Linked DNA regions of Homo sapiens: region 1 is linked to region 2. Evidence: read pairs that join two places in POLR2A ChIA-PET (ENCODE). Cell type or tissue: CD4-positive, alpha-beta T cell. All regions are shown on one strand. Links, peaks and the distances in the headings refer to the core of each region. The heading gives the core; the rest is flanking DNA.

Region 1 (11,773 bases), core at 2,148-10,147, 200 kb before region 2:
AATGGCTACTCCATAGACAGAGCAGCCAAAACATAGAGACATTTAAAGGCTTTTGTTAATATAGCTCAGCTTATTTTGAGGACTCATTTGCAAACCAATGTTTTACATCTGAAAAGAAATAGTGCAGTGAAAGCATCACACTCAAGCTTGTCCAAGCTTTGGTGGTTGTGGTAGCAGTGGCTTGGGATATTCAATATAAACATATTACATTTACTGTCTATAAGCGACTATTTTGGGTACAAGAGGAATGTGAATAAGGGTGACAGGATCCTGGCCTCAAAGAGCAAAGGATCTGGGAGAAAGATGAACAATCACTGATCAGGTATGACACACAAAAAAATTCAAACAAATCCTTAACAAAATTTTAAGTCGGTTTGTGGAGGGGGTACTATGGTAAAACAAGGCAGTTGGGAAGATAACTTCTTATACTGTGGTCTCAAAAACCTCCTAAAGGGCAGTGGCGCCTTGTTTTTATAATCAATACTAGCAGTACCGTACATTTATACCAAGTCTAGGATTTGGAAAGTGGTTTGAGGATTTTCCATAATTTCCTAGGTTTATGGGTTTTGCATCTTTGCTTTTATGATCTCCTGTTGGCCACCACTTGGTTTCCTTGTTACCAAGTCACTGGCACGCAGCCGCCATATTTTTCCGGTAGAGTTTCATTTTACAGCAGCCCATTCTGCACCAGGGGCTTGAGGACTGCACTGTGTCTTCAAGGCGGGGGCCGCTTACATTCGTTGCTGTTTAGGCTGTTTGCTACTGGCCCCCGGAGGAGGCTCTAGGGGATGGAGGGAGACCTGCCTTGCTGGCTTCCAGCAGCACACGCTTTTTCCCCTACTGAAAAGCTGAAGGGACCTTCAACACCACAACCAAACTTCAACAACTTAAAGACAGCGCTGTGTGACGGCCCTAGAGTCAGAAGTTCTGAATTTGACCTTGGTTTCACCACTTAGCAGCCATCTGATCTGGACAACCTGCTTACACCTCTCACCTTTCTTTCCTCAACTGTAACACAGAGCCAAGAAGGATCATGGAAAGACAAAAAGATAATGGATAGGAAAACACTTAAAAAGAGGAAATTGTCTTTGAAATATCAACATTTATTATGTTTTTAAAAATCTAAATGAAAGATTTTGTAGTCCCTCCTCTCTGAACAAATTCTGATGTCCACACTAGGGGCAGTGGGGGACACTGATGTATTCTTTGTCAATTTTAAAATGCATGGTTTAAAGTGATGTGACAGAAGAACCATTTCTCGAGCTTCATTCTGTCCCTGGAGAGGCAGACTTTAGCTAGCTAAAAACACATTTGAGTGTGTGGCTAAGGTTTTAAAAGTTAAGGGGAAATACGCCGGGACACAGTGGCTCAAGCCTGCAATCCCAGCGCTCTGGGAAGCCGAGCAGGTGGGTCACCTGAAGTCAGGAGTTCGAGACCAGCCTGGCCAACACAGTGAAATCCCATCTCTACTACAAATACAAAAAATTGGCCAGGCATGGTGGCATGCGCCTGCAGTCCCAGCTACTTGGGAGGCTGAGACCAAAGAATTGCCTGAACCCAAGAATCATGCCATTGCACTCCAGCCTGGGCAACAGAGTGAGACTCCATCTCAAAATAAATAAATAAATAAGTTAAGGGGAAACTTGGAAGGATAGCTAAGTGGGAAAGTTTCTTTAGGGTTTACAAGTTGATACCAGGCTTCTCTCCTTAACCACACAGACTTCCAAGCCATCGGCAATTATCTTCCACTCCTTGGTCTATAAAAGGGGCATTCAGGGAGCAGATATTGACATGGTTGGCGGAGGATCAGATACTCAGCCAGGCTTCTGGACAAATGAAGTTCAAAGGATGTGCCAGCAAAGATTTTCAAATAAGAGCTTCTACTTTGTGAGCCTGAGAAGAAACCCGCAGACTTGTTGTTTTATCCCACTTTCACTGGATAGAAAAAACACACATAAAACATACACTTTCTACACACCAAGAGAAGGAAATATTACCCCCAAGTGATTTAGTTAGGCACACCTGGAAGCCAACTCAAAGAGACTACATTTTCATCCAGAGAAGCTCAGGGAAGAGAGAAAAGGGACTAGAACATGCTCCCCAATCAATCTCCCGACCCCGTTGCCACCCAGCCATGTCATCTGTTCCACCACAGTCCCTGAGAGCAAGACCGAGGCTTCCATCCCCACCCCTCCCTCTCCATCCTCACACACATGCCCTGGGCCAGGCTAAGGAGGCGTTGCATGGATCGGCCTCCCTGGCTGTTCACCCCACTCCACTCCCCATCTGCCTTCAAGGATCCTCCCCTGAGCTTAGCAACCTCTGGAGACCCCTACCTGTTCAAGAGTGAAGCCCAGGTCCCCACATCTAATGTCTTCCAAGCACTCCCACCCGCCACTAGGCAGTGCCCAGCCCCCAGCTTTGCTCTCCCCGGGGGCTTCCTCTCACAGCTCTTTCCTACAGATCCTCTTTCTACCTGCAGCCCTGAGATCCCCACACCTGCCTGCACTTGAAAGAGGGTCCAGGCAATTCCCAGGACGCCCTATATATAACTCAGCTCCTGCTCTGTGAATTCACAGCCCTGGTCATGCGGAGCATGCGGAGCCCTGCCTGCTCCCCGCCCAAAAGAAGTGGTATTTTTAGAGGGACTGCAGAGTGAAAAGGGTCAGCACAAGCTGCAGTGGCAAATCCATTGAGTAAAAACACTTAAGTGGAAAATAATAATAATGATGAGAGCTAGTGCTTTCAAAGGCGCCTTCCTATTTGCATGTGCTTTCACATCCATCATCCCTCTGACTCAACATCATTCAGTGGGGAAAGGAAGCAGGTGTTCGCTCCATTTTACAGACAAGAAATATAAAGCTGGAGGAAGTTAAGCGCCTGTGGCAGAACCCAAAACTTGGGGGTTGTTAGTGCTCAAGGCCTCCTTAGCTTCTGGCAATGAAGAGCGAGCACTGGTGAGAGCAGGGAGTTTGAGCCCACCCTGCTGGCCTCCTTTCAGGTTCCAGGCCACCCTGCCCAGCACAGTCAGCCAGCAAAGACAGCGGGCCCACCTGCAAGAGACAGCGCAAGACTCACCCCTCAGCAAACGGGAGCGTGTTGTAAAACAGAATGTCCCAGAGAACAATGTGGAGGCTGGCATCCTGATTAGAGACTCCTACGGAGTGAGGCCTGGCTACCACTAACAACAAACCATAAAAGCCGAGCCGCAAGAGTTATGACCCTCCATCCTCCAGGAAAGCAATAAAACCACGCTCCACATCCTCTGAACTGGGCACAAATGGATGGCCGGTATTGATTATAGACAAAACAAATCAGCCACATACCTTCCCTGCAGCATTTCCCTCCTCCTCTCCCTGACACCCTAAGAGGCGGGTTTTGCCATGTGTAGCTGGCTCTTCTTTCTTCCAACAAGTGGGAAGAACCTGGTCTGGAAGGTGGCTCCTGCCAAGAGCAGAGCCAGCACATGGACCTGTGGATGGGGGTTCTGAGCAGCTGTCTGTGGTGAGGGGCTTATACCAGATAAAAACGCTAGGGCTGCCCTCTTTGGCAGAAGGAAGGGAGCCAGGGTCCAGACACGGTGGCTCACACCTGTAATCCTATCACTTTGGGAGGCCAAGGCAGGCAGATCACTTGAGGCCAGGAGTTCGAGAACAGCCTGGCCAACTGGTGAAATCTCATCTCTACTACAAATACAGAAGTCAGCCAGGTGTGGGCGCACACACCTGTAATCCCAGCTACTTGGGAGGCTGAGGCAAGAGAACTGCTTGAACCCGGGAGGCGGAGATTGCGGTGAGCAGAGATTGTGCCACTGTACTCCAGCGTGGGCAACAGAGCGAGACTGTCACAAAGAAAAAAAATAATAATAAAAGGAAGGAGGGGAGCTAGGGAGGACACCCCTCCAGCTCTTCACCTTAGGCGCAGCACCTCTCTCCCTCAGGCTGCACCCCCTCTGGCAGATAGAGGTGGGGGTCAGGGGCTCTGACACTGCCCAACCTCACAGGAACAAGAAGGGGATTTCCTCTGCATCCCACATGAGCCGGAATGTGGGGGCCCACTTTTCAGGGCCATCTGACTGTTTTCTCCTTCTATTTCTAGCTCCAAAGCTTCGCTGTCTTCTTAGGAACTCACTTCTCCTCCTAGGAAGAGAAAGGTGGGCAACTCTTACGGAGTATTCATCAAAGGAAAAGGGCCCTAAGATGGGAAGGAGACTCCAATATCACAGTACTCCTGCAAACACTGACTCATCTCTCCTGAGGTAGCCCTAAGGAGCAAATGGAAAAACTAGAATTAGGATTAGGGTTAGGATTGCTATGGGTATTTGAGGTAGAATTGGTATTGGCATTAGTATTTGGATTCATATTAGTATTTGTATCCATATTGGTATTAGTATGAGTCTTAGCACTTTATAAGGACAAATAGTGGGTATCACTAACAGCTAGGAAGTCCAGTGCTGTCCCATCTTGTACTCTACTCTCCATACAGACTGGAGATTGTCTCTGGCAGTAAGCACAAGCATGAAGGCTCTTGAGTTCTGTTTAACCCAGGGCCAGCATGGGATGGCAGTGCACCCTCCTGGGGCCCCAAGAGGAGAATGGTACAAGCCAGGTCTTAAGCACAGCTCCCAAAACTTGCGTCAGGTCAGGGTTACAGCAAGACAGTGGGAAATATGTCCAGATATGAGGACAGGAGGCCAGAGTCAATTCTGAATGACATCATAGGATATGATAAGGATTTTTCCTACAAAAATGAGTCACCATTCAGGTCCTGGAAGCTCTCTTAAGTCCCAGGATCCAGGGCCAGGACCCTTTCTCTTGCCCCCACTGCACTACCCCTCACCTGCATGCACACACACACACACAACCACACACATTCTGCAGTGAGCCTCAGTCACCTAACATCACTCTATTGCTTTGAGAACATTCGCAGAGCAGGAAGTCAAGCTTGTTAACTTAGCCAGGGTGAGCTTGAGGCTTGTTCCACAGGCGTCTGTCCCAGGCTGGCTGGTAATACCTCATTCACGGAGACTCTACACCACCTCAGCACTTTTTTGTGACAAGAAACCAAAGCTTCCAGGCTTCCCAAAGCATCAACAGGCCTGCTCTTTATGGGGCCCTTTAGCCTGTGATCAGCCCCGAAGTGCAGAGGTCTTTTGTGGGTAACAGGGCCCAACGTACCTTAGTCACCTTCAGTATCAGATGTCCTCCCAGGAAGGGCCAGCACCTCCCATCCAATCTTACTCTCACCTCACATCATGCATGGGAGGCCTTAGTATGAGACTTCACATCTCTGGGACTTTCCACCGCAGGAGGCCAATCCAAAGCCAAGGGTTTCCTTCTTTCATGTTATTTCATGACATAAAAGAAATCACCCACCCAGCGAGCTAGAGTCTGAAAAATCTGCATATTCCCCTACATTAGCATCCCTTTGATCTGTAAGGATGCAGAGGGAGGCATACCGCACTAGACTGTGGCAGCAGCTTCATCCTTTCCAGTTCATTTCCTACTTCCTGCTTTGTGGGCATAGATTCTCACACATACCTGGAAACCAGGTAAGCATCTGGACCAGTGAAATATGTGACTTCTGGAAGCCCATTAGCAATCAAGCTCTGGTATTAGAGTTAAACCTTTGATAACACAAACAAAGCTGCTTGTGCTTCTATTTCACAGCACTGGAAAGAGTTCTACAATTTCCCAACAAATGATATCTGAAAGCATCATTTTACAGGTGAGAAAATGTAGGGATTCATTTCTCAAAGTACAATCCTCTGGCCAGTGGCATCAGTACAACCTGTGGGCAGATTCTTTCGCTTGCTCCACCCCAGGTTAGCTGAAGCTGGATTCGCAGTGGAAAGGCCTAGGAATCTGCATTTTAAACACACTCCATCCCCGCCCCTAGGCAATCTGTACACCTGACAATGGTCTAGAAGTATAGCTGGCTCATACAGTTCTGAGACCATAACCACCACAATATTGAGGAGACATCAATCTGGATAGCCTCAGAGGCTCTTTTCCTCTCCACTTTGAAGCTTAGCAAGGAGCTAGAGCAGCAGGTCTGTGCTAACCAAGAAAAGACTCTCTGTTCCTGGTCACAGAGCCCCAGAGGTGCCACTTCCTCAACCAGGGAGCTCCACTGATCCACAGAGGTCCCTTGCCCTTCAGTCCCCAACACAGGCAATGAACATCGTGCTACTGGAGCTCTTTCCATGGTGTATAGTCCTGCAAGGTCCAGCCCAGACAGGCCTCTCATTTTATTCCTTCAGCAAACATATATCGAAGGAGCTCTGTGCCAGGCATCGTGCTAGGTACCAGCAACATGATGAAAAAATGGAATGGCATCCAAAAGTGGGGCTCAGTATAGAAGAGCCTGAGAATTGCTTCTCTAGCCCATGGATTAGAGATTAGGTTGGAAAAGGCTTCAGAATTGGGAAACTCCCAGACAGGAGATGGAAAAGGAAAGAGCTCCTCTCAGGATGGCCCTGAAGGGAATATCAGGGAACACAGCCTTAAAAGGGTCTTAAAACCCTGTCCTGGCTAATGACCGTCTGTATGGCCTCAGTCTCATGACCGTCTGTATGGCCTCAGTCTCGGGAAATTGCAGGGGGAATGGTAGCCAACTTGGAAGTGCAATCATGTCCACTTTCCTGCTGTCTTGCCAGCCGCACAGCAGCCATTTAAGACGCAGAATTTCTTTTTGCAGCACATCTTCCCTAAAGTCTGAGTCAGCCTCACCCACATCTATACAACTGCATCAAGCTTTCTGGTAACACACACACACACACACACACACACACACACACACACACACGTCCGAGTAACCCAGAGCCCGCTGCTGCTGCTGTGACCAGGGACTTCCGCACAGAGCTCCATTCCTCCTCCTCCCCCAGTCTCATGTCCATCCTTACGCCCCCACTGGGGGAGTTAGATTTCTGCCTAACATGACCGCTCTGGCACTGCACCTCTCCAGGGTCTAGAGATCTATCCCCAAGCTACTAGTTGACGTCTGCTCCAAGGGGACTCTGGCACCGGCTGTGTGCCTGGTTCCCTCTGCTGTCCTGGCTACTGATGAGAGCAAGGGCTGGAGACTCAGACAGGCCTGAGCTACAACCCACATCTACCACTTACTAGCTGTGTTACCTTGGGCAATTTTCCTAATCTCTCTAAACCTCAGTTTCCACTCTGTGACTTAAGAAAAATGAGACCTACCTTGCAGGTTACATTGTAGATTAGAGATGATCTTCATAACACCAAATATCACAGCTACATACCAGGTGCTGACTACATGATGGCTATTGGTTTGTGTCCTCTGGCTCAAATAACCTCTCTATATCCCCCCAAAGGATCCAGGCATTGAGCTAAATACTCCTTAAGCCCCTACTCTGTGCCAGGCACTTTTCCAGGCACTGAAAATATGCCATGAACAACACACAATTCCTGTCTTCATGAAACTTAGATCCATAATAAAAGAGATAAAGTGCTTGTACTCATTCGCTAGGACTGCCATGACAAAGCATCATAAGTTAGGTGAGCTTAATGACAGAAATTTACTGTCCCCCAGTTATGGAAGCTAGAAATGTGAGAACAATGTGCCGGCAGGGTTGGTTTCCTCTGAGGGCTGTGAGGGAGAACCTGTTCCCTGCCTCTCTCCTGGTTTCTGTAATGACTGGCATTCTTTGCCTTATAGGATGCATCTCCCTATCTCTGCCTCCATCTTCACGTGGTGTTTTCCCTGTGTGCATGTCTGTTTCTGTGTCCAAATTTGCCCTTTCAGAAGGACACCAGTCATACTGGATTAGGGTCCATCCTAATGAACTCATTTTAACTTGATTACTTCCATGAAGATTCTATTTCCTAATGAAGTCACATTCTGAGTTACTGGTATTTCTATTTCAACATCCCTTTCCAGGAGGAAAAAATTCAATCTATAATGGTGCCCCTTTCTGTCCACTTACTCAGTCTCATTTGATTTGTGAGTTGAGTTGATTCCACACAGGAATCCTTCTAAGCCACCTTAATCTCCTAGAATTGGACATATCCAGCAAGTTCAGTTCACGCTATCTCCAAGAACCATCTCTGTCTCTCTTTCATCTGCTCTCAAGAAGGTAAAAGACCCCAACATGGACCTTTCCCTGTCTCAAAAGAGGGACTACATGACCTCCCACAGGGGCTCAGGCCATAGCCCAAGCTCCTCTTCCAGGGTCTCCAGCTCAAGCCACCTGCCCACCACACATGGTGCCTGATGCATGTGCCCTTGCCCCAGGCTCTAGATAAACGGTTTTACTCCCTGCACCCCATATTTCCTCTTACTCAGTCATCTTATATAAATGGAAAAATCATCTCTTTGTGAAATTGACTATCTCCTGCAGCTTAACTTGGAAGAATGTTTACATATTTGGCCCCAGGGAATCATAAACATCTTGCGGCGTATGTTAACAGTTACTACATGACACCATTCATTTTTACGATCTCAAATTACTAAGTGTTCCCACCAGGATCCTCCTCCAGTGGTTAAAAGACTGATGGGCTCAGTTTTCCTCATCAGGCCTCAGAGAAATGACATCATTGGTTCTGGCTTCTCCCCTTCAAAAAAAAAAAAACATCTCATAATGGGAAAAAGCAGAGGAACCAGCCACCAGGAGCAAGTCTTGTTGCAAAATGTCCAGAAATGCCCAAACAGAGGAAGTGTCAGTTAGTACAACTGATCAATGGTTGCAAGGGGTTGCGAGGAGGAAGAGAGGAATATGCCGTGCCCACAGAGGCATTTGGGGCAGTGAAGCTACCCTGTATGATCACTGCAGTGGTGGATAAGTGTTATTATACATTTGTCAAAACCCACGGAATGTACAACATCTACAATGAACCCTAATGTAAACTATAGTCTTTGAGTGATACGGATGTGTCAGTGTAGATTCATCAGTTGTAACAAATGTACCACTCTAGTGTGGTTCGATAGTAAGGGAGGCTGTGCGTATGTGGGAGCTGGCAATACGTGGAAAGTCTCTGTACCTTCCTCTCAATTTTGTTGTAAACCTAAACTGCTCTAAAATATAAAGTGTATTTTTAAAAAGTCAATTACTATAAAAGAATGGCAATCATTAGATTTGGTTTAAAACAGTGGTTTCTAAATACCGGTGAGTAAACCTGAGATGGATGTCAAATACAGACACCTGGAGCCTACCTACTGTCTCAGTCTGTTTGTGCTTCTCTAACAAAACACCTCATTCTGTGTAGTACTTTATAAACAATAGAAATTTTTTTTACAGTTCTGGAGGCTGGGCCAGCAGGTTTGGTGTCTGGAGAGGGTCCCAACTCTGCTACCAAGATGGCACCTTGCTGCTCCATCTTCCACAGGGGAGGGACACTGTCCTCACATAGGAGAAGATGGAAGGGAAAGGGGACAATCCCTTCAACCTCCAGCTCTTATAAGGGCACTAATTCCACTCGTGAAGACAGAGTCCTCATGACTGAATCATCTCCTGAAGGCCACACTTCTTAATACTGTTGCATTGGGGATTAAGTTACCACAAAAATTTTGGAACAGACACCATCATTTAAACCATAGCACCTGCTGAAAATCAGAATCTTATAGTAAAAGGAGAGAATCTGTATTTTAAAAGAATGCAGGGAGACAGGCTGGCAACATGGCCAAATGGGAAGAGCTCTGGTCTGCAGCTCCCAGCGAGATCAACACAGAAGGCGGATGATTTCTGCATTTCCAACAGAGGTATCTGGCTCATCTCACTGAGACTGGTTAGACAGTGGGTGCAGCCCACGGAGAGTGAGCCAAAGCAGGGTGGGGCCTCACCTCACCCAGGAGGCACAAGGGGTTGGGGAACTCCCTCCCCTACCCAAGGGAAGCCATGAGGGACTGTGCCATGAGAAACGGTGTATTCCAGCCTAGATACTACACTTTTCCCACGGTCTTCACAACCCACAGACCAGGAGATTCCCTCAGGTGCCTAAGCCACCAGGGCCCTGGGTTTTAAGCACAAATCTGGACAGCCATTTGGGCAGGTACCAAGCTCGCTGCAGCAGCTTTTTTTTCATGACCCAGTGGTGCCTGGAACACCAGCAAGACAGAACCATTCACTCCCCTAAAAAAGGGGCTGAAGCCAGGGAGCCAAATGGTCTAGCTCAGTGGATCCCACCTCCGACAGAGCCCAGCAAGCTAAGATCCACTGGCTTGAAATTCTCACTGCCAGCACGGCTGTCTGAAGTCAACCTGGGATGCTTGAGCTTGGTGGGGGGAGGGGCGTCCACCATCACTGAGGCTTGAGTAGGCAGTTTTCCCCTCACAGTGTAAAAAAAGCCGCCAGGAAGTTTGAACTGGGTGGAGCCCACCACAGCTTGGCAAAGCCACTGTAGCCAGACTGCCTCTCTAGATTCCTCCTCTCTGGGCAGGAAATCTCTGAAAGAAAAGCAGCAGCCCCAGTTAAGGACTTATAGATAAAACTCCCATCTCCCTGGGACAGAGCACCTGCGGGAAGGGGCGCGGCTGTGGGCGCAGCTTCAGCAGACTTAAACATCCCTGCCTGATGGCTCTGAAGAGAGCAGCGGATCTCCCAGCACAGTATTCAAGCTCTGCTAAGGGACAGGCTGCCTCCTCAAGTGGGTCCCTGACCCCTGTGTCTCCTGATGGGGAGACAGCTCCCAGCAGGGGTCAACAGACACCTCATAGAGGAGAGCTCTGGCTGGCATCTGGCAGGTGCGCCTCTGAGATGAAGCTTCCAGAGGAAGGAACAGGCACCAATATTTGCTGTTCTGCAGCCTCCGCTGGTGATACCAAGGCAAACACGATCTGGAGTGGACCTCCAGCAAACTCCAGCAGACCAGCAGCAGAAGGGCCTGACTGTTAGAAGGAAAACTAACAAACAGAAAGGAATAGTGTAAACACCAACAAAAAGGACATCCACAAAGAAACCCCTTCCAAAGGTCACCAACATCAAAGACCAAAGGTAGATAAATCCACGAAGATGAGGAAAAACCAGCACAGAAAGGCTGAAAATTCCTAAAGCCAGACACCTCTTCTCCTCCAACGCATCACAACTCCTTGCCAACAAGGGAACAAAACTGGACAGAGAATGAGTTTGACGAATTGACAGAAGTAGGCTTCAGAAGGTGGGTAATAACAAACTCCTCCAAGCTAAAGGAGTGTGTTCTAACCCAATGCAAGGAAGCTGAGAACCTTGAAAAAAGGTTAGAGGAATTGCTAACTAGAATAACCACTTTAGAGAAGAACATAAATGACCTGATGGAGCTGAAAAACACAGCATGAGAACTTCGTGATGCATACAAATATCAATAGCTGAATTGATCACGTGGAAGAAAGGATATCAGAGATTGAAGATCAACTTAATGAAATAAAGCATGAAGACAACAGTAGAGAAAAAAGAATGAAAAGGAACAAACAAAGCCTCCAAGAAATATGGGACTATGTGAAAAGACCAAACCTACGTTTGATTGGTGTACCTGAAAGTGACAGGGAGAATGAAACCAAGTTGGAAAATACTCTTCAGGATATTATCCAGAACTTCCCCAATCTAGCAAGACAGGCCAACATTCAAATTCAGGAAATACAGAGAACACCACAAACATACTCCTCGAGAAGAGCAACCCCAAGACACATATAATTGTCAGATTCACCAAGGTTGAAATGAAGGAAAAAATGTTAAGAGCAGCCACAGAAAAAGGTCTCGTTACCCACAAATGGAAGCCCATTAGACTAATAGCAGATCTCTGCAGAAACACTGCAAGCCAGAAGAGAGTGGGGGCCA
Region 2 (11,773 bases), core at 1,897-9,896:
TCCTCCACTCTTCTCCTGTCTTCCCCGTGCTGCCCTTCCCCCTCCCCCGCCCCCTCACCCACGGCCCTGCACTCCAGGCTCCCTGGGTCGGGGGTGAGGGGCACTTGCTTCTGCTGCTCGCCGCAGCCATGAGAGCACCCTTCCTTGCTGGTCGGCGAGATGACGAGCCAAGCTGTGACTCGGGCAGTCGGTCTGTTTTTGGCTTCTCTCAGCTACTTCTTTGGAAGGTTTCCACTGACTTCAGGGAGAGTTCCAGAAGAAGCAGGGGGTGTCGTAGACAGCACAGGCTTGGGGTTGGGATAAGGAGTGTCAAGAATCTTGGCCTTGCTGCCAACCACTTATGTGACCTTGACCTAATGACAAAACCTATGTGGGCACCAAGGAAGAGGTGTGAATAGACATGGGGATGAACCACTAGCACGGGACCTGCAGGTGGGTCTCAAAACCTGCCCCGGTCAGTTCAGTGTGGAGGAAGGAAGTAGATGACACCCGATTAACACCTTCTGGAAGGCAGGCATTTTTTCATCGCCATCTTATCACATTTTTACAGCGACACTACAAGAAAGTTCCTAACCTGCATTCACAGATGAGGAAATCGAGCCCCAGAAAGGCTATGTGGTCTCCAGATCACAAGGAAGCAGGCATCAGAGAGGACTCAAACCCTGGGCTCTGTCTATCCGTTGAGGGCCCTTATTCCACCCACAGCACAAAGAGCTGGCAACAGGACGCCAGTCAGCACAACAGTCCTGGCCGCACACACACACTCCCCCATCTCCACCGCTCGCAGGCAGCAACAGACCCCCACAGAAGGGGCAGGCATTGGCCAGGCACGGTGGCTCACACCTGAAGTCCCAACACTCTGGGAGGCCAAGGTGGGAGGATCTCTTGAGCCCAGGCGTTCCAAACCAGCTCGGGCAACAAAGCAAGACGCCATCTCTACAAAAGAATTAAAAATTAGCCAGGTAGAGTGGTGCATGTCTGTAGTCCCAGCTACTTGGGAGACTGCAGGAGGGTTGCTTGAGCCTAGAAGGTCAAGGCTGCAGTGAGACATGATGGTGCCACTGCACTCTAGCCTGGGTGACAGAGTGAGACCCTGTTTCAAAAAAATTCAATTTAATTTTAAAAAGAAAGGGGCAAGCATCCAGTCTCGTGACATCAGGGCATCACTTAAATGGGACTGTACTGTTAAACCAAAATGTGGCCACGAAAATACCGACACATACAGGTGTTACATACAAAGGCTAACAAAATCACTTTCCCTTTTTCTTCTTCACTCGCGCCTGCTCTGAGTTAATTCACTTTCATTCAGCCTTGCCGGCACTGGCTGCCTTCTTTGGGCAGCAACACCCTGGACAACACCATCCTGGGCCCCTCAATCCTATGATCTTCAGCTTCCCTCTGAGTTAGAGGCATTTCGGGTCTAGGAACAAGCCCTCTGGGCTTGGAGAAAACACAAGAGGTCTCATTCCTACCATCTCCATGAGAGAAATCCATACACGGAGGGGGAAAAAAAAAAAGCCCTCTTTGATGTTTGCAAAGAGAGTCATAATATCTCCCAGAGCCAACATCTAATGATTCAGAATCATTGTTTCTGGGAGGCAAAAAATAGAAAGAAATATATTCTCTTTTCATAAATTCAATAACCTGATCTTGTGAAAAGAAAATGTAAGTTTTTTCTTTTTTAAATGGCACCAGCAGGGTCCACACAGGGTTACAATCCAGGATTTTTCCTAGTGAGGAGACTCTCCGGAGGCCTCAGATTTCTGCTGTAAATGGAGTTTCCCTGATCACATTCGAGGTCAATGGACTATTTCATGCCTTTCATCTTTAAGACCTGAAATAATTTCTCCTGCCAGAACTTGGGAGTATGTTGTACTGGTCTCTTTGCAGTCACAGGATTAAAAGCGTTTTCCCCAAATCATTTTTTAACGTCCTTATTAAACATGTCATAAGGTAAAGTGGGCAAAATCACTCACACTTTTTTCCTTAATCTTTGTAATAGCATCATTGTGCTGGGGGTGGCAGGGTAGAATGATAGGCAAATTGTCTTTTCTTTTCTTCCTTTTTTTTTTTTTTAAAGAAAAACACTTACAAAAATCCAAATAAGAGTAAATAATTAGGACTGGGTGTGGCGGCTCACACCTGTAATCCTAACACTTTGGGAGGCCAATGCAGGAGGATTGTGTGAGCCCAGGATTTTGAGACCAGCCTGAGCAACATACAGACCTCATCTCTACAAAAGAGGAGGAGGAAGAAGAAGAAGGAGGAGGAGGAGGAACTAGTTCTCAGCAGGAACCAGTTCTCAGCCTGAAAGACTCATTTATATTTAAAGTTAATTTCATTTAAAGATTTCTCCAAAAAAGGGCAGTCATGCAAGATTCTCCGTGCAGACATGGAGTTTCTCAGGAGTGCTCCTGCAAACTCAAGGGTGCCTCAGCCATCAGCGCAGGTTCCGTCCCCAGCCCGTTCCCTGGTGAGCCTCAGAAAGCATGCTGGCTTGGCTCTTCACAGCCCACACACCTTGGCACGTTCCATCCTCCTGCAGAGATGCTACTCTAGGGACACATGTTGTAGAAATAGGCAATTCTCATTCATAGGATGTGCAAGCTAAAGGGGCCTTTGCATCCTCTAAAGCTGACTCCTGGGTTTTACACAAGCACTTTCTCCTAAAATCGTGGAACCATAGCATCTCAAATGCAGAAATCAATCTCCTCCTACTCACAATTTAAGAAAAAGGGAAGAAAAAGTGTATCGCCAAGACAAGGGCATGAAACATTTTCCCCGGCTCAGGGGCCAGACGTTTAGGGGACAGGAGAGCGTCCTTTGTGGCAGCGATAGCCCAGGATGGATGTCAAGGGGTCAGAGCTGGCAGGCAGTTTGTCTTGGTGGCTTCATTAGAAGCAGGTGTTGAACCACAGCTTTTCTTCAGGGGCTGTTGGCCATTTGCTTTCAAGGGACAGACTCAGCTTGCAGAACGAAAACAGCAGGCGATATAGAAAGAGTCTTTTGGAATTAGACACACCTGGCTTTGAATCCTGCTCCACTGAACTATCTGGATAACTATAGGTCTCCAAACCTCCACTTCCTTATTTATATTCACCAGGATAATTAACACTGTGTCGGTCTAGGTCTCAGCAGAAAACAGGACTCCACTGGCCTGGATCAGCTGAAGAAAGCAAGTGGGACTCCTTACAACAGGGTGGGCAGTGTTAAGGAAACCAACAAGGACTGAGGCGACTCCCTGCCTCTAACAGCAGGACAGATGGAGCCAGGGAAGGGACTAGCTGTGGGAAAACCAGAGCCATGGAGGAGGGGCTGCTGATAATCGTGGGAGGGCAGTGGCTGCACAGTCAGGCTCCAGAGCACGGGGGAGCAGAGGGAAAATGCCCCTGCCTCTCTCTTCTCCGCCCTGATCTCCTGCTAGTGCCTCTCCCTCCAGTGGTCACACCCAACCAGAAACCAATCGACAAGGGAGCCCGGCAGATGCAGCCTAAGGGATCCCATCCTGGGGCTCAGAGCTGAGCAGTGGAGGGCAGAGTGGATGAGGACAGCAGGGGTAGAGGGAGCAGATGGGCACTACCCAGCAGGGCATCATTATTTAGCCTGTTATGAGGAGAAAGATGATGTATGTAAAACACTTAGTATGTAGCTTAACACATAGTAGGATCTCAACAAATGGGAGCTATTTTATCATCCTTGGTGTCTTTAATGCAGTTATATATGCATGTTGTTCTTCACTCAGAGAGCCTGTGAAGTACTCCTTGGAGGCCTAGTGTGTGCTGTGCCCTTGTGGAGATACAAGCAGTAGTGTGGTTCCGAGATGGCCTTTGGGGAGATAAGACATGGACACAGATGCCCGTGAGACAAGGCAGAGGCCACAAAGGACCACAACTTCTAGTTCTCTTTTTTTTCCTTTTCAATACTTGTAAAAGCTCTTTCTTTTTCCAATAGGATTCCAATTAGAATACACGTTTACTGCAGAAAATGTGAAACTTGCAGAAGAACATAAAGAAGAGAATAAAAATGACCACTCTGCCCTCTCCAGAGATAAGCACTGTTAATATTTTTGTGAATTCCCCTACTTCTATGCATTCTGTTTTGCAGAGTTGGTCTCATACTAGACAGTTTCGTAGCCTGTGTTTTTTTGTTTTTGTTTTCTTTTTCACTTCTTTCATAAGCATTGAAATCATTCCAAAAATAGCTTTTAATGGCTTCATAAGAGTAAATCACATGTTTGGGACAATGAACTGAGAATCAGCAGACTAACTTCTAATTGCAGCTTCATCAGTTATTAGCCACGTGACAACGACAAGTTACTTAACTTTTTCTGAGCCTCAGCTTCTTCCTTTGCAAAATGATGTGGGAGGGAAGATAAAGTAGGCATCTTATAAAGTTGTTGTAAAGAGAAATGAGATAATTATATGAAACTATTAGCTCAATGTCTGGGACATAGTGAAGCGCTAAATAGTAGTTATCATAATTGCTGTTATTAGTTCATAGCCATCCCTCTATTACTGAATATTTCAGGTGTTTTCAGTGTATTTTTACACAAATGTTAGGACATTTTTTAACTGAAATCTCTTTCCACAATTCAACTTTTTCCTTAGAATATATAAAGCTAGTGGTCCTGGGTATAAACATGTAAAAGTTCAAGTTCTGGAGTCAGGTTGTGTGAGCCGACGCCCCAGCCATATACGACTTACTAGCTGTGTGATCCGAGAAAAGTCACTTAACTTCTCTGTCCTTCAGTTTCCTCTTCTCTAAAATGAGATAATAATCGTATCATTTGTTTGAGGGTCAAGTGAGATGACAGAAGCAAAGCACTTGGCAAAAACCAAAATAGATATTAGCCAATGTTATTATCATGCATACTGCCATTATATGCTCTTTTTTTTTTTTTTTTTTTTTTTGAGATGTAGTCTTGCTCTGTCACCCAGGCTGGAGCGCAGTGGCGCGATCTCAGCTCACTGTAAGCTCCACCTCCTGGGTTCACACCATTCTCCTGCCTCAGCCTCCCCAGCAGCTGAGACTACAGGCACCCACCACCACGCCCCGCTAATTTTTTGTATTTTTAGTAGAGAACGGGGTTTCACCGTGTTAGCCAGGATGGTCTCGATCTGTTGACCTCGTGATCCGCCCCCCTCAGCCTCCCAAAGTGCTGGGATTACAGGCGTGAGCCACCGCGCCCGGCCTCATTATATGCTTTTAATTGCATTTAGCACTGGGCTAAACACACAGTAGACTTCCAATTAATACATATCATATTAAACTGAATTGAAGATCGGTTACTATGAGTGTTCCTTGAGAACTCTGGAAGGTACCCTGACTATTCATAAGGAGGTTAACCCAAGGCCAGTCCTCCCACATCTTACCCCCTCCCCCACTTTGGAAAGAACTTTCTTTTTGTCTCAGTTTGACTTACAAGACTGTTCATTTGTTACAGAGTTTCCTTGACAAACCCCCAAATAGTGTAAGACCTCTCCAGAGGCTTCTGGGATGACAGGCTAAGTCCCTCTCTCCAGTGGTGCCACCCAAGAGTTTAGGGACCCTTCCCAGGACTTGCGCCTATAGCTCTTTTCTTTTTTTTTTTTTCTTTTTTGAGACAGACTCTTGCCCTGTCACCAGGCTGGAGTGCAGTGGTGCAATCTCAGCTCACTGCAACCTCTGCCTCCTGGGTTCAAGCAATTCTCCTACCTCAGCCTCCCGAGTAGCTGGGACTACAGGCGCCCACCACCACACCCAGCTAATTTTTGTATTTTTAGTAGAGACGGGGTTTCACCATGTTGGCCAGGATGGTCTCAATCTCTTGACCTTGTGATCCACCTGCCTCGGCTCCCAAAGTGCTGGGATTACAGGTGCAAGCCACCGTGCCCAGCCAGCTGTTTTCTTACTTCTCACCCACAGCCTCTTTTGCTGTCTTGAGGGCATCACATTGCTTTATTCCAGGCTTGGGATTTGAGCATCTATTGTATTACAGCAGGGGTCCCCAACCCCCGAGCTACAGACAGTGGGCAATTAGGATCCGGGCCTCACAGCCAGAGGTGAGCAGTGGGCGAGCAAGCATAACCGCCTGAGCTCCACCTGTCAGAGCAGTGGCAACATAAGATCCTCATAGCAGCGCAAACCCTATTGTGAACTATTATGAGAATCTAATGCCTGATGATCTGAGGTGGAACAGTTTCATCCTGAAGCTATCCCCCCTGCCCCCACACTGGTCCATGGAAAAACTGTCTTCCATGAAACCCATCCCTGATGCCCAAAATGTTGGGGACTGCTGGTGTATAGGGTACTGTAGTAGGCACCAGATACTACCTGAGCTAGCTCTTATCTAAAGCAGAAAACTCTTGGCCAATAAATCAACTCTTAGTATTTGGCTCTTGTTGTGAACATAAATAAACATTTGGTGCTTCAGAGATAACCCCTTTAGTAAACCCAAGAGATATCCCCACTCACATGAGCAAATTATATACAAAATCCAAATGGGAAGATTAGTTTATGCCAAGGATAGGATTGTGTAATCTAGAAACTTGGCAATACAGGCATACCAGGACACTGGAGCTGGCAGTACCCTCTGCTGGGCTTGCTGTATAGCTACCAACCTCCGGTAGAAATAGTACCATTTAGGAGTTAGTAGATTGATTGATGAAGAGATGAATTTCCACATGCTGGGTACAAGGGATGGATAGTCAAGTGGCTAGTTACCGTGATCTAATTTTTTGAAATTCTCCTATGACAAAGCTTGAAACTCAGGTCTTGAATCCTCAGAGGTGATTTCCATGTTGTTAGATGTTAATGTGCATTGTGATACGTCACCCCCAAGCAAACCATCAGTTCATTCATCCCACAAAAGTTTATTAAGCACCTACTGTGTGCAAGGCACTGTTAGGATTCGTGGATTAACCATTGTCTAAACAGGAAAGGCAAATACGCAGCAAGTATTCCATAAATCCCTTATCCTTTTCCCAAACCAGACACTCATCTTGCCCCAAGCCCGGACATGGCCTCAGAATCCATCTCAACAGAGGGATCCAGGCAGTTCTTATCAATCAAATGGAATTAACATGCCGTATTAAACCTGTTTGCAATCTTGGAGCTAGAACACTGTAGATGCTTAGAGAATATGGAGACAAGAGAGCTCAGGAGGTCAAGGCTGCAGTAAGCCAAGGTGGCACTGCACCCAAGCCTCAGTGACAGAGAGAGACCCTGTCTCAAAAAAAAAAAAAAAAAAAAAAACCCAAAACAAAAACAAAAGCCAATCCTGGTCTGGAAGCTGGACCCTGCATCCAACCCTGGGGAATCCACTGGGGAGAATATGGAGACAAGAGAAAGAAGTCCAAGCAGTAATCAGCCATTTTGGAATGAGGTAGGATAATTTTCAAAACAGCTCCATAGCTGTGCCACCATGCAAGCTAAGCAAACACCATCTAGGGTGAGGGAAGCTAAGAGCACAGATGCTGCTATTTGACCTTAAGCAAGTCACTTTCATCTATCTGAGCTCCAGTTTTCTTATTTATAAAATGGGGGTGATAATAACAATGCCTACATCATAGCGTTGTGATGAGTAAATGAGATGATGCAATGCATTCAACAATGCAAAAATGTATTATCATTTAACGATGCCATGTATTTAACAACGCCTGTCTAATAGTAAGCCATTTGCTTTCAGTAACTAAATGTAGACTGTATTAGGTAAAGAAGAATAAAATAAATTATCCTCTTCCAACCAACCCATCAGTAGGAGGACATTCCAGACATGTGATAAAACAGAAAGATTTTAGGCCCAAGTTCTAGAACTACAGTTATCTTATTTCCATTAGGAAATACACTTATTGAAACTCACAGAGCTTGTTTCCAGGAACTGCCCCGGAATATAAACGCTTGGTCACTAGGGCATATATTTCTTGGCTGGAGCTCTGCCCCACCCTGAAACACACCCCATCAGAGAGCAGCAATAATGTAAAATGGCAATGTGTTCTCTCTTGCCTTGTCAAATGCCTAAAAGGCATATATTCTTTGATTTACGAAAGGAGACCCTCACCAAACACATGAAATATTACAGCAGAACTTGCATCTAGAACTCAGTGAGAATGCCAGATGTCCTATACTCCTATTCTGCCATCTTTTGTTGGTGAATATTTATCATTATTACATTACAAACACAATATAAGTCCTGAATAGACATTTAGGAAATACAGAGAAGGAAAAACAAGAAGATAAACCACCATTTAGGAGCAAAAAAATGTTGTTAACATATTAATATCTATCCAAACTCTTCCCTCTGCATGTTTAAATTTTAAGAAATAAGAGATTTTTAAATTTAAAATCACTGCTTAAATTATCTCTCTCTTTCTCTCTCTGTCTCTCTCTCTAGTTTATCATTACCAGTTCAAGATCCAGTTCATCAACCAAACTGAGACACCAATACAAACAACTTTTACCATGTCACTACTCGGAACAAAAGAGAAAATGCAGAAAATTCCCATCACTCTGTGAGTAGGAGGTGTAGCCCCCTAGGGTGATGACACACTTATTTTTCTTGCAGAACATAAATGGACTCTGTAATTTTCAAGAGTCAGGCCAGCTACAACTACTTTATTCCAGACGCAAACCAAAAACTATCTGAGACACATGTCAATCAATTTAGTTTATTTTGCCAAGGTTAAAGACATTACCGTGACACAGCCTCAGGAGGTCCTGGTGACCTGTATCCAAGGTGGTCAGGCTACAGCTTGGTTTTATACATTATAGGAAGATATAAGACATCAATCAGTACTTGTAAGATGTACACTGGTTTGGTCCAGAAAGGCAGGAGAACTCAAAGTGGTTTGGGGTTGGAGGTGCAGGGGAGCTTCCAAGTCATGGGTGCATTCAAAGATTTTCTGATTGGCATTGGTTGAATGAGTTTATCTAAAGATCTAGAATCAATAGAAGAGAGTGTCGGGATTAGATAAGGGGTTGTGGAGACCAAGGTTCTTATTATGCAGAAGAAGCCTCCAGGTAGCAGGCTTCAGAGACAATTGATTGTAAATGTTTCTTATCAGACTTAAAAAGGTGCCAGACTTAGTTCATTCTCTCCCAGATCAGTGAAAAGATCTGGATAGGGAAGGGAATTCTCTACAGAATGTAGATTTTCCCACCACAAGACAGCTGTTCAGGGCCCTTTCAAAATATGTCAAAGAAATATATTTTAGGGTAAAATAGTTTAATTTCTTTCAGGGCCTGCTGTCTGTCATGTGATGCTATACTAGAGTCAGGCTGGAATTTGGTGTCTTATTGCTACAAAAAGTCTGCTTCATCAGTCTTAAAATCTGGGTTTTAATGTTAATGCTGGTCAGTTGTGCCTGAATTCCAAAGGGAGGAGAGTATAAAGAGGCGTGTCCCACCTCCCCTTCCCACCATGGCTTGAACTTTGGAATGCCCTTGGCTGAGAGGAGGGGTCCATTCAGATGGTTGGAGGGCTTAGAATTTTATTTTTAGTTTACATGGGCTTGAGCATTTAAGCACCAATCACATACAGGGCACTGTGGTAGGCGCCAGATACTACCTGAGCTAGCTCTTACCTACAGCAGAAAACTCTTGGTCCACAAGTCAACTCTTAGTGTTTGGTTCTTTTTGTGAACATAAATAAATATTTGGTGCTTCAGAAACAACCCCTTTAGTAAACACAGCCCATCCCACATGGCCATCCTGGTCAGACAGGACATCCACCCAAGCCCGAACCCTCACGTCCCTCCTCAGCCTCTCCAGCTCCCACCAACTGCTCAATGTTATGCACTGTGGGCTGAGCAGACAGGGAAGCCAGAGATGGCCCCACTAGGGCCTGCAGTGCAGAGGCAGGTGGTGAGGGGCGGAGCAGGTGTTCCCAAGAGGTCCCAAGAGCCTTTCCAGTGAGTTCATAACCCAGAAATTCAAGTGGTATCTTTTGACTTGGCACAGATTTCCAATTTCAATCAGCCTGCTCTGCCAGCCTCCCCATCTGTCCTTCACCCTGTTACCCACCTGCTCACTCTGAGGCTCCCCAGCCTCTCTGGCCTCTCAACCCTCAGCATGGACTCTCCCTGGAAAGTGACACTAGCCCCTCACCCACTCCAGAGATGATCCTGAGCTTCCCGAAAATTGCCCCCAGCTTTGGATCTCTGATCATCACACTGATTCAGTCATTCAGCAAGCATTTGTTGATGCTCTGTCCAACACCTACCTAAGGATACAGAGGACCCTAGCCTCTGGATGCTCACAACCTGGCAGGGCGGGGGGATTCCTAAACAATTCTTCACAGCATACTCGGGAAGAGCTATGCCAAGCCACACAAGGGACCCCCCCCCAACCCCACCATCCATCTGCCTCGCCCTAAATCCACTGCTGCCTCTGCACTGCCAAAAATCTCTCCCAGGGGATGGTTCTCAATAGTGGAAAGGGCATCTCGCTGCTCTGTCAACGTTGGGATATTTTAGTGTCTTGGAGATTAGTGAGTAAAGCTGATCATGATACCTCAGAGTCTGCATTTAAATCTTGCTCTAAATCGGTGCATCCTTTTTATGTGTAGTTTTTCTATTACTGTTATGCCTCACTGTTTTAACAGAGGTTTCTATTTATATGGGGGGAGGAGCATTACTTGGGAGAGAGTGCATGCTGCAGGCATACTATGTTAAACCTACAGAGAGCTGAACTGTCCAGACGCCGTTGCCAAAGCCCCACTGTCTCCACAGCGGCTTCTTCCTAGAAGCTAAGCTAGAGAAAGTTAACTAGATTTGTTATAGTGGGACTTCTCGGAGCCTTTTTGATGTGTTAACCAGAAAATAGTATAGTTTTCGCAATTTTATTATCTGGAAATCCCTTTTTTATCCTGGCACACCTACTGCTAACTCTATCAATAGTCTGTTGAACACTAGTTTGGGAAATGCAGCAAAAATCCCAAGTCATTCAGGGAAACACAACACATCCTGAATGTGTGTGACCGTCACTTTGCTGTTACGACTAAACTGATTGTGTCTGATTTTCTTTGTGTATTCAAGGGGCAAAGGAATTGCTAGTAATAAAACGTATTCCTTTCTTATCACGCTGGATGTGGATATCGGCGAGCTGATCATGATCAAGTTCAAGTGGGAAAACAGTGCAGTGTGGGCCAATGTCTGGGACACGGTCCAGACCATCATCCCATGGAGCACAGGGCCGCGCCACTCAGGCCTCGTTCTGAAGACGATCAGAGTCAAAGCAGGAGAAACCCAGCAAAGGTGACTGCTGATTCAATCTCCTATTAACGTCCATTAAGCACCCACTTGTGCCAGGCAGTCTCACAATTTAATACTCACATTCATCATGTGAGGTGAGTATTATTAGGCCCTAGTGATGGAGTACAGAAGCTCAGAAAGGTGAAGTGACTATCCCAACTTTACACAGCCACAGGTGCCAGGACAAGGATTCACACCCAGGTCTTTGAATACACACCAGGGTCTCCCCACTGCCCGTGGCTAACGCTGCCTGCCTCTGGAGCCTGAGGACCATCACACGAACCCCAGGCTTCTCAAGCTTCGGTGCAGGTGAATCACCAGGTGATGTCAGTGCTGCCAGTCCAAGGTGCTGTGGTAGATGCAACATCTTTTTTTTATTGTTTGCCCAAAGAAAATCTTTTAACAGATCACAATATCAAAAATCTCGATGTATCTCTCTCTCTCTCTCTCTCTCTGTGGTCGTATCTTTCAAATGTCAGTTGCCAAAGAATCACTGGGAAGCCAAACACATTTGCAGAATTCCTGGACCTACCCGCAGATTCATG

Evidence for each region. Peaks named below come from ENCODE experiments on the same cell type or tissue, not always from the same donor. Only the 100,000 strongest peaks of a DNase experiment are listed, where the experiment ranks them.
Region 1: POLR2A ChIA-PET joins it to region 2 with 5 read pairs; 2 of 35 experiments call an interaction of 5 or more read pairs at or near these places.

Annotation. Positions count from the first base shown.
Region 1 is chr15:58,352,970-58,364,742 of GRCh38, forward strand. No RefSeq gene overlaps it. Among named protein-coding and RNA genes, the nearest start is that of LIPC, 73 kb to the right of the region's middle. RefSeq lists enhancers at 4,803-4,882, 9,858-9,917, 9,988-10,067, 10,177-10,677. In CD4-positive, alpha-beta T cell, for the core only: no CTCF peak of the experiment used is centred there; a DNase peak (open chromatin) is centred at 5,342; H3K27ac peaks cover 528 bases.
Region 2 is chr15:58,552,493-58,564,265 of GRCh38, forward strand. It overlaps LIPC (lipase C, hepatic type), which reads left to right. Exons shown (of 9, transcript NM_000236.3): 7 at 8,372-8,489; 8 at 11,013-11,231. Among named protein-coding and RNA genes, the nearest start is that of LIPC-AS1, 60 kb to the left of the region's middle. RefSeq lists an enhancer at 8,696-9,225. In CD4-positive, alpha-beta T cell, for the core only: no CTCF peak of the experiment used is centred there; no DNase peak of the experiment used is centred there.